Regions from separate parts of the Homo sapiens genome. Here region 2 is linked to region 1. Evidence: chromatin loops called from intact Hi-C (ENCODE). Cell type or tissue: chondrocyte. All regions are shown on one strand.

Evidence for each region. Hi-C counts contacts between places; a loop is a spot of excess contacts. Peaks named below come from ENCODE experiments on the same cell type or tissue, not always from the same donor. Only the 100,000 strongest peaks of a DNase experiment are listed, where the experiment ranks them.
Region 2: it touches region 1 in a loop (2.6-fold over the local background); 2 of 110 quality-filtered maps call a loop at or near these places.

The regions. Positions count from the first base shown.
Region 1 is chr2:173,351,652-173,359,651 of GRCh38, reverse strand. It overlaps CDCA7 (cell division cycle associated 7), which reads right to left and starts at 4,780. Exons shown (of 10, transcript NM_031942.5): 1 at 4,668-4,780; 2 at 815-940; 3 at 161-397. The coding sequence starts at 4,688. RefSeq lists a silencer at 4,569-4,838 and enhancers at 5,389-5,478, 4,781-5,736. In chondrocyte, a CTCF peak has its summit at 4,709; DNase peaks (open chromatin) are centred at 4,331 and 4,687.
Region 2 is chr2:172,801,724-172,809,723 of GRCh38, reverse strand. The region is part of intron 3 of RAPGEF4 (Rap guanine nucleotide exchange factor 4); the gene reads right to left. Among named protein-coding and RNA genes, the nearest start is that of RAPGEF4-AS1, 70 kb to the right of the region's middle. RefSeq lists a silencer at 6,170-6,360. In chondrocyte, a CTCF peak has its summit at 3,124 (motif pointing left); no DNase peak of the experiment used is centred here.

The sequences.
Region 1 (8,000 bases):
CACTGCTTTAAGACATGAAGAAAACACTAAAAATTTTTAAAAGGTCAACAAAGTCTGCTGGCATGACTAAAATCAAAATCACAAGAAAAAAATTTCTAAAAATATGTCATGCCTCTAAATGTATCTTACTTCTTGAAACTGGTGAAATTCTCGAACTCACCATTCCATCTTGTATCTCACTCTCTGAGAAACCGCAAAATGATTCATCGTCAGAGTCGGCATGAAAAATACCGGCCAGTTCGTTAGTGACATCTGGCCTTGGTTTCTGTAAAAATCCACAATGGTCTAATACATCTTGCACCTCACTTTCTGAAAAGCCGCAGAAAGATTCATTATCAGAGTCCTCATAAAAAACATTTGCCAGTTCTTCACTGATATCTGACCTGAATTTAGGTTTCTGTAAAATAAATAAATAAATGCGGTTGTGCATTTTTTTTCTTTTTCAAGAACCAATTTTCCATAAACCGTGCAGAGAGCAAATCACATTTACAAGTGCACTACAAGAGAACAGCTTTTGTTACAAAGAAAAATGGTTCAGAGGTTTACAAATGATTTCTGAGTTGTTATGGCAAATCATCATGCATGTTAGGTTAGGCGACATTTCAAAAGGATAGAATAAGTAGCTAATCTACCTCCAACAATTACTACCTAGAACCACAGCAAAAAGTGAAATGAAATTATAGTGCATACTGTATTTTCATAACGGCTGTATAGAAATGTAGGCAAAAAGCAAGCAGTTTTAATCACGCACAAAGCATCTGGGGCATTTTGAGCACTGCAGACTCAATTCTGTTTATTCTCAGGCAGCACTTACCGTGTTTGCAAAATTATCAGAAGCAAAGCTGTCACAACTGTCATCAGAGGATGACGAGGTTTCCATGGAAATCAACTTCACATATCTGAATTTCTTTAAGTTCTTCTTTACTCTGAGATCTTTCTGCTGCAAATGGAAATAGCAATCCTATTAAGCGTGATGCTTACTTTATTTAACTAAAGACATCATTTTTTTTTAGTTTAGTAGGTTCAAACAGCACAGAGTAGATATGTCCATTTATCATACCCTACATAGAAAAGGAAGTTTGTTAACTGCTACAAAAAATTTTTTCTTTCTTTTTTTTGTAAGAAGCAGGATCTCGCTCTGTCTTCCAGGCTAAAGTGCAGTGCTGAGATCATAGCTTACTACAACCTGGAACTCCTGAGCTCAAGCAAGCCTCCTGCCTCAGCCTCCTGAGTAGACAGGACTACATGCATGTGCCACCATGCCCAGCTAACTTATTTTATTTCTTTTTAGAGATGGGGTCTTGCTATGTTGCCCAGGTTGGTCTCAAACTCCTGGGCTCAAGTGATCCTCCCACCGGAGCCTCCCAAAGGGCTTGGATTACAGGCATTAGCTACTGTATCTGGACCCAAAAATCTTTAAAACCAGGTCAAATTCTTTTTTTTTTTTTTTTTGAGACGGAGTCTCGCTGTGTCGCCCAGGCTGGAGTGCAGTGGCGCGATCTCGGCTCACTGCAAGCTCCGCCTCATGGATTCACGCCATTCTCCTGCCTCAGCCTCCAGAGTAGCTGGGATTACAGGCGCCCGCCACCACGCCCGGTTAATTTTTTGTATTTTTAGTAGAGACGGGGTTTCACCGTGTTAGCCAGAATGGTCTCAATCTCCTGACCTCGTGATCTGCCTGCCTCGGCCTCCCAAAGTGCTGGGATTACAGGCGTGAGCCACCGCGCCCGGCCAAAACCAGGTCAAATTCTAAGAAGGGATCCCTTTGCAGGAAAATTGTAAAGACATTTATCAATTTATTCAAACATCTGTAGAGCTACCTCTCAACCCACCTTTATGAGCCCCTAATCTTTAGCTCTTAGCATTATACTGAGCCCCACAGGAGATTTTAATGCTAAACTCCTAAAATCCAACCTGTTTTTTTAAAAAAATTAAACTGTACTTCTAAAAGGAAATTTCAAAAGTACAAAAGGGGAGAAAGATTTTTCTCCCTCAGCCAAAATCAAGCTAATGAGGTATTTTTATGTAAGCTTTGGGCTATGTACTGTGATGCTAATTTCACAAACTACAAAAACTGGGCAGGACCTCTACTTCAAGATGGCAGGCTTCCAAGCAGGCCCCTTTCCAATCAAGAGGGCTATCGTGATTTCCACAGAAGTCCTTACAAAGCAAATACATCAAACGCTTCAACAAATGGTACAAGGAGCCAAGTTAAAGATCAAATAGCACTCCAAATGCAGGTGGGATACCGGATTCCATTTTAGCACTCTATTACTTGAGGCTGTCATTCAGTTCTTGTTGCTGTCCCTTTGCTATACAAGACTTAAGTTTTTAAAAGTCCTTTTATAAAGTGCAAATTACTTACATAGAAATGCTTCATTCATTCATAAATACTGAACAGCCTGGCACTGCTCTCAGAAAATGTAATTGGCATCTATCTTGTATAAAAAAAGGATAGTGGTTTGTCATTTCTTAATATTTAACGAGATTTCCTAAGTGTTGCATTAGGTCCTGTGTTTTTATTCCTTAAATGGGGCCATGGAATAGCAGAAGTGATTCCTTACACTGAAAACTTTGAAAGGGCAAGCTCTGGTATAGATTCTACAAAATATGCTAAGATGTAAGATGTCAGGTGACCAGAACATTCTTGCCCTCCTTCTTGGCCTAACATTACGCATTTCAGTCTCTTGCAGATAAAGTTATTTTCATGATGATGGCACTCCCAACATCCCTATACCCCTAAGTAAACTCCGTTCAATCATCTTAGGAAGTTTTTGTCTTTTGCCCTCTTAACAAGGCAGGACAACGTGTAAAAGGTAGAGCTACTAAATATAAAGGTTAGGTGTATGTGTAGGGGGGTGGCTCACACCTGTAATCTCAGCGCTTTGGGAAGCCAAGGTGGGAGGATCACTTGAGCCCACGAGTTCGAGACCAGCGTGGGGAATATGGTGAAACCCCGTCTCTACTAAAAACACAAAAATCAGCCGGATGTGGCGGTGCGTACATGTAATCCCAGTTACTTGGGAGGCTGAGGTGGGAAGACTGCTTGAGCCCGGTAGGCTGCAGTGAGCCGTGACTGTGCCACTGCACTCCAGCCTGGGACACAATGAATGTTGGGAGCTGAAAAGGATCTCAGATCCCATTTTCCAGATGAGGATATTCAAGGCCCCAGGAAGGTGTAATAGACTGCAAGATCACAGGGGCAGGAAGGAGAACTCAAGTCTGCCATCTTCTTAAGCAGCAGTGTTCATCGCATTACTGCAGGAATTACCACCCTTTACTCATCAATCTACCTGCAAGCAGTCAGAGGCCCCAGACAGCCTCAAAGGCGGCATTCTATTGGAAGCTGTCCGAGAAATACAGGCTGAGCTTTAACAAGTCAGCACAAGCCAAGAGTTATTTACCAGGCAAACGTATCTTTGGAGGAAAAGCCACAAAAAAGCAGCAAGGCAAATAGTCAAGACGGAGATGAACTTCTTTGGCAGGTAAGTAATAACTAATACCATTTATAGTAGGCGTTTTTCGTGCCAGGCACTATGTTAAGTACACTTTCACGTCAGGTTTAATTCTTTGCAACAAAGGTGCTATCGTTATTCTCACTTAGCCAATGAGGAAACTGAGGCTCAGGAAAGCGAAATGGATTACTCAAGTCCCATGGTGGCTCAGATTTGAACTCAGGCATGTCAGGTTCCAAGACCAGCTACACATGGTTTTCTTCATCCGGAAAGCCAATGCCCAGCTCCACCGGGGCGGCGACTCAGCTCTGAAACCACGCCCCATCGCACCCACCCCCGCGAGGGTCCCTAACCCCTGATATTTATTTTAAACATGTCATTGTCTTCCGTTTCACCCAACCCCCACTCTTCTACCCTCTCCAGGAGCCCGACCCTACGTTCTGGCTTCCGTTAGAGCAAAAAGTAACGTTCCACTCAGAGCAACGTCCTGCAGCTAAGAGTAAGGCTGGGGGGTGGGGGGTGGGGGGTTGGGGGTTGGGGTGGAGGAAGTAGGAAACGAGCAAATGGTCGGCGAACGCTTTGACCCACCAAGCCCTTTAAATGCACTTAACCACCGCCCGGGACTACGGTCGCTTCACACTGCGTGCGCAGCCCAAGTTCTAGGAGACCGGTTCGCAAGACCTTAAACCTCAGACGCGCTGGCCCTCAGCGGTTAGAAGCGGACGCGTCTCTTGCCGGGCGGGGTGCGCGCCCAAGGGCCACCCACTGAGCGCGGGTATAGACGCGGCGAGCCACGCACTGGCTCCGAGTTGTGTGCGGGAAAGGGCTGGGCCGCTGCGGGACAACCTCCCAGGGGGCAGGCAGGCTGGCTCTGCCTGGCAGGCAAAATCGGGACCGGCCAGCGCTCCCGGCCGCTGTCCGGCCTTTGGCGGACGCACGTGCCTAGGGCTTTCCAGCGCTGCTAGCCATCCTGCAAACGACTCAAGTCTCCACGCCGCCCGCACTTCGGGTGCGCACGCCACGCAGGAACGTCCCCATGGCCCTCAGTTATCCCAGGTGCACAAAATCAGGGGCTTGCCCAAGCGGGCAACGCCTAGGCAGGCCACCAGTTAAGGCAGCGCTAGGCTGCGGAGTTGGAGAGGGTCGGCCCGCGCCCGCCTGCGTCCAGCACCCACCGCGCCCGCCCCTCGGGTTCGCCCGCCCAGCCCTCACCGGCACGCGGCGAGCGTCCATGCTGGTGGCGGGTGCCCAGATCGGCGCTTGGAGCGGGGAGAGCGGAGCAGCCGCGCGGTCAGCGGTCCCACAGCAGGAGGAGCAGCAGCAGCGCGGCTGGCAGGCTGGGCGCGCCGACCCGGGCCCGGAGGGGCGGGGCTCGGGCTGTCTTTCCCGCGTTGGGACACAGGTCCTGCAAGCTGTGGTAACGGCCAGACATGGCGCAAGACTAGGTGGCCCCCTGGAAAAAACACGACCCCCCTATATATTCTGACCTCAAAGGATAGCCTTGGGCACTCCTAAAATCCCCTTTGAGAAAGGGGGGCTTTAGGGGCTACGGGGACCACTCTCCTTGTGCAGCTGCGCGGTCCTGAGCGAGTGGCGCGAAAATGGTTCGTATTGCCCCGGGGTTAGCTGTCTGATTTGCAAGAATTTTCGTGGTGGCGGAGGAAAAGTGGAGTCTGGGGGGTAAAGGAGAGCAGCGTGAGGGTGGCGCGGGTCACGCACCATGGCGTTTAGCACTTTCATTGCTGCGTGCGGTTTACAAGATTTAAAAAATCATAGAATCCAGCACGAACTCCACCCTTCATAATCGAGTTCACCGCCCCTGGATGTAGCACCTCTTATCTGGGAACCACACCATTATCTGAAGCAATAAAATGAGTTAAATCCTGATCTTTCTTTCCAAAAAGCACAGGAAGCCGACTTGTTTACTTGTGGTTTTCAAAGTAGAAGAAAAGCCGCAGCAGCTTGATGAAGACGTCTATAGTATAGTTAACCTTTAACGATTATCTGTTGGGGATTGAAACTAAAGATTGAACAATTGTGGCTTGATGATCTTCTCTGTCTTCAGAATTGAGAACTACCCTGAGTCAGTGCGAACGAGAAAACTTTTCATTGCCCTTTTAACCAAACTTGGCATTACAACGAAAAAATGAAATAAAGCGAGGCTTTTTGTGTGCGTGAAGAGCAAAACTTGCTTCTACAAGAAAAAGTAAATTTAGTTTCTTTAGAAGACACTAATTATACTCTTAACATTTAAAACAAGCGCTTGAAATGAAAACATTCGCATTTCCCCCTCATTTCAAAACTTTTCTCTGGGGAATAATTAATTCCTTTGCAGTAAGAGAGTGCATGGACATACTGTGTTCCTCTCTTGGTGTACTGAATACAAAAACTGTGAGCAAGTAAATAATGCCCGAGGACAATGGATTGGAAGGAGTCTTCCAGCCTTTCTTAAATATACCTACCCAGTAATCACTCTGCCACTGTGCAAGGGACAAAGAGCTCAAGGTCTAGAAGGTGAGTGCCAGGAGGAGAGGCTATCGGTGGGTGGTGAAATTACGGAATTACAGGGCCCTCAGTAAGTATTTGTTGAATGAATAAACATTTGGGAATATAATTTTGTGCCACTAAAGCTAAATATATGAAAATTTGGAATTACTAGATCCATGAAGCAGGGGAAGATTAAGTCACTTTGCCTGTGAAAGGTTCTGATAGGGAAATTTTTAGTCTTCCTGGGAGCACAAGAAAATAATTTGGTGTATGTGTTTTTTAAGGATAAGATCTCTGGTCTATTCGTCTTTTTAGTAATCAGGAAAATGCAAATTAAAACAAGTGTCACTGGAAAGGGGTCCCGATCTAGACCCCAAGAGAGGGTTCTTGGATCTTGCACAAGAAAGAATTCAGGGCAAGTCCGTAAAGTGAAAAAGCAAGTTTATTAAGAAAGTAAAGGAATAAAAGAATGGCTACACCGTAGATAGAGCAGCCCGAGGGCTGCTGGTTGCCCATTTTTATGGTTATTTCTTGATTGTATGCTAAACAAGGGGTGGATTATTCATGGCTCCCCTTTTTAGGCCATATAGGGTAGCTTCCTGATGTTGCCATGGCATTTGTAAACTGTCATGGCGCTGGTGGGAGTGTAGCAGTGAAGACAACCAGAGGTCACTCTCCTCGCCATCTTGGTTTTGGCTGGCTTCTTTACTGCAGCCTGTTTTATCAGCAAGGTCTTTATGACCTGTGTCGTGTGCTGACCTCCTACCTCTTCCTGTAACATAGAATGCCTTAACCTCCTGGGAATGCAGCCCAGCAGGTCTCAAGGCTTATTTTGCCCAGCTCCTATTCAAGATGGAGTTGCTGTAGTTCAAATGCCTCTGACACAGGAGATACAATTTCACTCAGACTGGCAAAATTTAAAGCGCCTGATAAGACCAGATATTGTTAAGAATATGAGAAACTCCCACAATGATGTTAGTAGTGTAAATTTTTAACTTTGCAGAGCAATTTGGGAATAGAGGCGTACCTCATTTTATTGCACTATGCTTAAAATTAAAGGTTTGTGGCAACCCTAAGTATAGCAAGCTTATCAGTGCCATTTTTCCAAAAGCGCATGTTCATTTAGTGTCTCTGTGTAACGTTTTGGTAATTCTTGCAATATTTCACCTTTTTCATTATTTTTATATCCATAATGGTGATCTGCAATCTGATCTTTGCTATTACTGTTGTAATAATTTTGGAGAGTCACAAATTGTACCCATATAAGATGGCAGACTTCATCAATAAATGTTGTATGTGTTCTGATTGCTCCACTGACCAACCATCCTGTCTCTCTATCCTCATGCCCCCCTATTCACTGAGATAGAACAATATTGAAATTAGGCCAGTTAATAACTCCACAATGGTCTCTGAGTATTGAAATGAAAAGAAGAGTCACATATCTCTCACTTTAAATCAAAAGCTAGAAATGATTACACTTAGTGAGGAAGGCATGTTGAAAGCCGAGATAAGAAGAAAGCTAGACGTCTTGTGCCAAACAACCAAGTTGTGAATGCAAAGGAAAAGTTCCTGAAGGAAATTAAAAGTGCTACTCCAAAGAACACACGAACGATAAGAAAGCAAAACAGGCTTATTGCTGATAGGGAGAAAATTTAAGTGGTCTGGAGAGAAGATCAAACCAGCCACAACATTCCCTTAAGCTAAAACCTAATCTACAGTAAAGCCCTAACTCTCTTCAAACTCTGTGAAGGCTGAGAGAGATGAGGAAACTGCAGAAGAAAAGTTGAAAGCTAGCAGAGGTCAATTCACAAGGTTTAAGATTCACAAGGTTTAAGAGAAAAAGCCATCTCTATTACATGAAAGTACAAGGTGAAGTAGCAAATTATTCAGAAAACCTAGCTAAGCTAATTAATGAAGGTGGCTACACTAAACAAAAGATATTCAAAGTAAACAAAACAGCTTTCTGTTGGAAGAAGATGCCATCCAGGACTTTTATAGCTAGAGAGAAGTCAATGTCTGGCTTTAAAGCTTCAAAGGACAGCCTGACTCTCTTGTTAG
Region 2 (8,000 bases), 550 kb after region 1:
CCCATCTCTAAAAAATAAATTAAAAATTAGCCAGGCATATTGGTGTTTGCCTATGGTCCCAGCTACTCAAGAGGGTGAGGCAGGAGGATCCCTTAATTCCAGGAGCTCAAAGTTACAGTAGGCTATGATCCCACCATTGCACTCCAGCCTGGGAGTCACAGCAAGACTCTGTCTCTAAAAAAATAAAATAAAATCGGCATTTCTGCTTTTCCCACTCTGATCCTGTGTCCCAGTTCTAATAACTGAGTTCTGACCCTGGTTGGAGAAACTGAGTTTCTGTCTTTCAGAGTCTCTGCCTTGATAACCTGCTGGGTACCCTAATTCTTCTCAAAGTGACAGTATCCTGTCTTGACAGCCCTTCCTGGGTCCCAGTTCCTCTCTGGCAGTCCTTCTGTGGCCAGACTTCTTAGGCAGCCTGCCCACTGCCCATCTCCACCACTGGGCCTGCTTTTGACTCCCTCCCATCAGCAGGCCAAGTCTCATCATGCTACCCCTGGTTAGACCAGCCTTGGCCCCTCCCCACACTAACCTGGGGGCTGTGTCACACCACCTTCCTGCTTCCTCTGCCCCTCCTGCCCAGTGCTGCCTGAACATGCCCTCGAGATATTTCCCACCTCCATCATGGATGCCCCCCAGATTCCAGGTTCTTTTCCTTTACCCAGCCAGGCACCAGCTGAAGTTAAGTCATGAGCACTGTCTTGGCACAGTGTTTTCAGTGGGATATGCAGGGTCCAGTTAACTTCATTCATAAAAGCTGGCATTAGGTAAGTTAATAAAGATGTCGATGAAGCCGCCCATGCTGGAAGGCAGGGCATCAGGCAAAGGACTCCCACGTGGAGGCTACCCATGGTCAGAACACTCAATGCTCAGCAGGGAAAATCCCCTGGAAGCAGCAGAGTGGAAAAGCCACGGGCCTTGGTAGACTTAATTCAAAACTTATCTCTGCCAATGACTGACCTGTGGGCTTTGGGCAAAATGCTCCCCAGAGCCTCAGTATCTTCATTTGTAAAATGGGCACAATCTTACTTGTAATATCATTAGCAGTATTAAATCAAAATAAAGTAATACACAGAGTCCATTATAGTGCTGTATAGTTTCTGGCACATAACAGGTGATCCATAAATAATGGAAATTATTATTTCTGACTTAGTCACAAACATGTATGGGTTATCCATATTTCTAAAAAGCAAAGCAGTTTTTTTCTATCATTTAAATAATAGAGAATCTCTATATTCATTTTGTTAATCTTCAACTAATGATGGCTTTCAACACTTAAATTCCAAGTTTTTCTGTCCCCTAGTCTGGATGTCAAGTGGATTGAATGATCTGCAAAACACTTCAGCTCTCTGGGGGAGCTCGTATTCAAAGGAACCCTTCTGACAAACCGTGCTGTAAATCAAAGAATCCTTTTGTACTGCAACTAATCACCTCTTAATTTATCTGCTTTGTACGTCTGAGTTATGTACACTGGGTTTTCTTAAAGCAGACATTCTCATATGAGGCGTTTTATTTGTTTCATTGTAAATATAGTAAACAGTATGGAAATGGGAATGGTGTTAAGAAAGCCAATGGTTATGTGTCATATAACTAAGACTGGTATTCAAGCTAAGGCACTTGTGCCTTGCAAATAAATAATGTCTATAAGCATCAGCTGAAATCCAACTTACACAAGTTATAGGTATTCTGATGGAATTTAAAATAGCTAACAATCAATTAAACAGACATAAGAATTCTCTGTGGTAAGTACATCTAGATTTTCTAAAAATTGTACTGTAATTTCAAGGGCTATCAGATCATCTTATTATGCACATTTAACTCACTTCCATATTCATGGCTCAAGAAGAGTTCATTGTCTCATGGCAAATTTATTGTTTTGGACATATACTGAGTTAACACCAAGGGAAAAATAATTGCTCCTTTAAATGTGTGGAGACAGAAACATATTTTTTTCTTTCTTAGAGATGAGGTCTTGCTATGTTGCCCAGGCTGGACTGCAGTGGCTATTCACAGGTGTGAACATAAATTCTAACAAGGCAAATATTTTTATAAGTTTTATTTTAGGCCTACAGGCAATATTTGCCATTAAGTTTCACAGCACCTGGGATTATTTCACGAACTTGAATTTAGTGCTGGAATTTACTGGGTGCTCCAAGTCATCTTAAGTAATAAAATTAAATGGAACCCAATCTCTTAATTTGTCAAGATGTTAGATTGTATGTGCTGCAGAAGCATTTCCTGCCAAATCAAGAGGGCAAAATACTTCTCAGGCAAATGTGTTTTCTAACAAACAGCAAAGACAAGGTCTGTTACTTTTAGAACACATCCCTGGAATCAGCATGTTCAATAAAGCTTAACAAGATCAGGCAAGCCGGCCGCAGGAAGGTTTGATGAGAATGGACTAGCATTAGCATTCTGGTAACTGAATCAGGGAGGCCAGCCTCATTTCAGTGGAGAGCCAGTCTGTCCAGCATTGTGACGCAGTTTTGCATCCAACCACCCAAACAAAGAATTACACGGCAAAAAAACTAAATGCAGGATGCAGGATGCTCAATAAACTCCCAATCAGCTCCTAACAAATAGCCTGACCTGAGCATAGACAAGTAGGAGGAGATTACAAACAACTGCTGTGGACTTGGCACCTTTCACGTTTTATGGGCTCAATAAATGTGCTCAGAAAAAAAATGTTTCCAATGATGGCAGTGTTCTCTGTTTGAAAATAACGGAGTGAAATGAGTGAATAGAAGAATCAGAGAGGCAAAGAGAAAGACAGACAAAGGTAGAGAGATCCGCATTACAACGAAACACACATGTTCTTCAAATTTTGTAAACAAAAATGCAATGCTTAAAAACATTTGTTACTGTAGAAGGAAAAAAGAGAAGGCAAATAAAAGCATATTATTTTACTTTAGGGAGAAAACTAGTATGAGATTTTTTTCTGAAATTGAGCTAAAATGTGCCAGATAATTTCACAGTGATAGATGAGGGGATGAAATTAAGTGATGACCAAGGCCAAGTGTAGCCCGGATTCTCTGATCCATGAAATGGCTGAACAACATTGTTAAACTTCTACTGTTTCAAATCCCAAGTACATTTCCTGCGTTTTCTATTCTGGCACTGCCCTCTTGTGATAAAACAACAGCATTGCAGTCATTGCAACCAACTTTTCTTGAAATGGTAATTTCAAAAAGCACAGACCCTCTGCCTCTATCCCAGGCTTTGTACTAAGTGCTTTACATACATCAGCTCATTTAAGATAAGAGCTATTATCCCCAATTTACAAGTAAGCTAACTGTGCATACCCACAGCCAATTAAGTGGCAATAGAATTTCAAAGGAGCTCTGAATTTAACCACCGTGGGTTGCATTGGGTAAATACTAATGCTTTCAATAGGCATCTGTGATAGAGATGTAAAGGTTTTAAAGAATTAATAAACCATCCATTTTCTATCTTGCAATATAAACTTTATTCTGTCAGCAGCCATTTGAAATTCTTCTTTCCTATGACTGGAAAAGCCTTTTTACTTTTTGAGAGGTAAAGATTAATTTAAAATCTTATATATATCTAGGATTTTGATACTTACTATGCCAAAAAAGCCCCTCACTTAAAAAATCTGCAGAGAAAAACAGGACCTTCTCTCTCCCTTTCTCTCTGTCTCTGAAGTAAACACACACACACACACACACACACACACACACACACACACACACAGCCGGATAATATCTGATACAATGAGATTTATAATCCTATTTATTGTTTTTAAGCTTGTTATTTATTGCTTATAACTTGTCCCAATGTTCATCTCTAACCCTAAATCGATTAAAATATTACTGAGAAAAAATACACCCATAGTATTATTCATTCTAGTGGGAAGGCAAAATATCTGACTTTTAGCCCTATGTAACTTTTAAGTTACACAGGCACCAAGACAGGAGAGGATCTTGTGCAGACAAGTACAGCAGTGGGGATCTGGAGGTGGATGTGTCCTGGTTAGGCTCAGGCAAGAGACTGAAGGTGGGGACAGATATTATTGGCGAAATGGAAGGATTAATCCTTGATAGAGGCCAAGTGGATGTTCCCAGTGGAAATCTACGTGAACATGTCAGCCAGGTTGGGACACCTTAGGAGGATGAAGTGGTCTGTGGGCAGGTCCCCTTCTTGGTGCTCTTTTCCTTGGGTTAAGATGAAGAATGGCTAAGGCAGGAAGGGTGTCTGAGAAGCTGGGAGAGATGCCTCTGATAATTACGCATAGTGGTAAGAGTGTTGCAGTAGGTTTCATTTTATAGAGTAGTGAAATAAATATAATTTATAGAAAGATAATTACAAGGATTTGTCAGCCTTTAAAAGTTCCTGAAAGTAATAGGGGCAGAATAATCTATGCATTTCCTACAATTCTTAGGACAAACACGTTTTCAAGGCAGTAACAAAAGAAATGAAAGCAATGCAGCCCCAGCTCCTAAGGGAGGGTCTCCGAGAGGCAGACAGAGTCCACCGTCCCTCCCGTCCAGGGACCATTGTCTCCCCTCCAGTCTCTTGAAGCCTTGAATTAGGGAAACTTGACTGAGAGGAAAACAAAGAGAAGAAGCAACATGTGGTCCTGGGGCCTGCCTGGAAAGGGCCTGACTGTGAGAGGGGAAAGCAGTGGGTTCCCCTGCTCAGCAGGAATCCATGCCACTATCTGATGCTTCCTGGGCCCAGAGAAGACCCATGGGGTAAGGCCCAGTCAGCCTGCAACTCACGCCTCCTACAATGGCCAACTTCTGGCCATTCTGGTGGGTGGGCTGACCAGGGGTGACACTGGAAGGTGAGCCATTCCAGTCCTGCAGCCCGATAGCTTTTTTCTCCATCCTCCCTTCCTAAGAGAGGGCCTGAAGTGTACATCAGCACTCATCGAAATGTCTGTAGTTAATACTTCTCTGAAATGTAGAATCATGACTTTTTTTAATATATAATTTTAGGCTTCAGCAATCCAGGGGCAAAAAAGGATCCCCATCACCCCTCTCCACCCCACTACGGACACTGGAGGAGCTTGTGAGCAGGTGCCCTTGGGAGCAGATGCCTTGCAGGCTTTGCAGATTCCCCAGGGAATGACTGCACGCACTGCCTAAAGCACAGGAGAGCAGAGGCAGAATGCTGGATGGGCTCAGGAGGCCAGGTACTCCCCGTTCCCAGGCTCACCACTGCGTCATCCTGAACAGCTACTCAGGCATCAGGCACTAAGCAAGAAACAGCATAGCTGTTTCCCAAACAGGGTAGGCTCAAACCAAAGAAAGTTCCTGAAATGCTCTGTAAATGAACAGTTACTACTACATGCTCTGGGTATATTGCTGATGAAAAATAAGTAGGACCCTCAACCCAGTATTCAAAAAATTCAGGAAGAATTTGCTAGACCAATTACACAGAAGAAGCTGTGTGTTTTTTAACCTAGACAGTAAAAAATATAAGGGAATGACAAGAAGGGAGAAAAAGTAATATTAACTTGAAACAGGAAGGCAATATGAATTTGAGTCAAATAGAATAGTTACACCCCATGTATTCTTGAAATTTATATACAGATATATCTTTCTACCACCATATGCAAGAAAGAGGTTGATTTTTTTTTTCAGAAAAAATTCCATCAAATCACTCATACTGATACAGTTTGGCTGTGTCCCCACCCAAATCTCATCTTGAATTGTAACTCCCACAATTCCCACATGTCATGGGAGGAACTGGTGGAAGGAAATTGAATTATGGGGGCAGGTCTTTTCTGCACTGTTCTCATGATAGTCTCAGATGGAGATGAGGAACTTGTTGGGAACTGGAGCAAAGGTGGCTCTTGTTATGTTTTAGCAAAGACACTGGTGGCGTTTTATCCCTACCCTAGAGATTTGTGGAACTTTGAACTTGAGAGAGATGATTTAGGGTTTCTGGCAGAAGAAATTTCTATGCAGCAAAGCATTCAAGAGGTGACTTGGGTGCCGTTAAAGGCATTCAGTTTTATAAGGGAGGCAGAGCATAAAAGTTTGGAAAATTTGCAGCCTGACAATGTGATAGAAAATAAAATCCCATTTTCTGAGAAGAAATTCAAGCCAGCTACAGAAATTTGCATAAGTAACAGGGAGCCAAATGTACTCCCCAAGACAATGGGGAAAATGTCTCTAGGACATGTCAGAGATCTTCATGGTGGCCCCTCCCATCACAGGCCCAGAGGCCTAGGAGGAAAAAATGGTTTCATGGGCCAAGCCCAGGGTACTGGTGCTATGTGCAGCCTAGGAACTTGGTGCCCTGCATCCTAGCCACTCCAGCCATGACCAAAAGGGGCCATGGTACAGCTCGGGCCATGGCTTCAGAGGGTGCAAGCCCCAAGCCTTGGCAGCTTCCATGTGGTGTTGAGCCTGCAGATGTACAGAAGTCAAGAATTGAGGTTTGGGAACCTCTGCCTAGATTTCAGAGGATGTATGGAAATGCATGGATGTCCAGGCAGAAGTTTGCTGCAGGGCTTTCATGGAGAACGTCTGCTAGGGCAGTGCGGAAGGGAAATGTGGGGTCAGAGCCCCCACACAGAGTCCCTACTGGGGAACCCCTAGTGGAGCTGTGAAAACAGCTGGTATCCTCCAGATACCAGAATGGTAGATCCACCAATAGCTTGCACCATGCACCTGGAAAAGCTGCATACACTCAATGCCAGCCCATGAAAGCAACCAGAAGGGAGGCTATACTCTGCAAAGCCATAGGGACCAAGCTGCCCAAGACGATGGGAACACGCCTTCCACCTCTTGCGTCAGCATGACCTGAATATGAGACATAGAGTCAAAGGAGATCATTTTGGAGCTTTAAGATTTGACTGCCCTGCTGGATTTCAGACTTGCATGGGGCCTGTAGCCTTTGTTTTGGCCAATTTCTCCCATTTGGAATGGCTGTATTTAACCAATGCCTGTACCCCCATTGTATCTAGGAAATAACTAAGTTGCTTTTAATTTTACATGCTCATAGGCAGAAGGGACTTGCCTTGTCTCAGATAAGACATTGGACTGTGGACTTTTGAGTTGATGCTGAAATGAATTAAGACTTTGGGAGACTGTTAGGAAGGCATGATTGGTTTTGAAATGTGAGGACATGAGATTTGGTAGTGGCCAGGGATGGAATTATATGGTTTGGCTGTGTCCTCACCTAAATCTCACCTTGAATTATAACTCCCACAATTCCCATGTGTTGCAGGAAGAACCTGGTGGAAGGTAATTGAATTATGGGGGTGGGTCTTTCCTGTACTGTTCTCTGATAGTGAATGAATCTCACAAGATCTGACCGTTTTAAAGATGGGATTTTCCCTGCACAAGCTCTCTTTGCCTGCTGCCATCCATGTAAGATGTGACTTGCTCATCCTTGCCTTCTGCCATGATTGTGAGGTCTCTCTAGCCATGTGGAACTATAAGTCCAATAAACTCATTTCTTTTGTAAATTGCCCAGTCTCAGGTATGTCTTTCTGAGCAGCATGAAAATGGACTAATATACATACCTAATAAATGTATAGCATAAAATACTATTGCAGAATCTGGGAAAGGTGGTCTCCCTCATGTATTCCCATTTCCATTAGTAGCATCACTGTCCACCTCTTCACCCAAGTCAGGAGCCTCCCTTTCTCTCTACACCTCCACATCCCATCACCGTCAGTTCTAACCATTTTGTCTCCATCTTGTACACAGTGTACTTCACTTTCCCTCCCTATCACCTACACTTATCTACCCCACCCTCTAATCCAGATGCCCTTTGGAGGGAGGGCCACACCCCTTTCACTGTGCATCGCCAGATCAAAGAGAGGGTAGGAGGAGGATTGCCTCCAACAGCACCTGGGCAGTGGGCTTAGAGGGGAGGGCTGTGGGGCTCAGAGCTGCATCAGACACCCAGGTGGGAGTTGGAGAAGCTGCAAGGGGAAAGCTCCTCCCTGCATTCCTTATTCCTTAATGGCTGGCTCAGCTCCCCACCTCTCTTCCTTCCCCTTCCGGTCCTTCTGGTTGGCACCT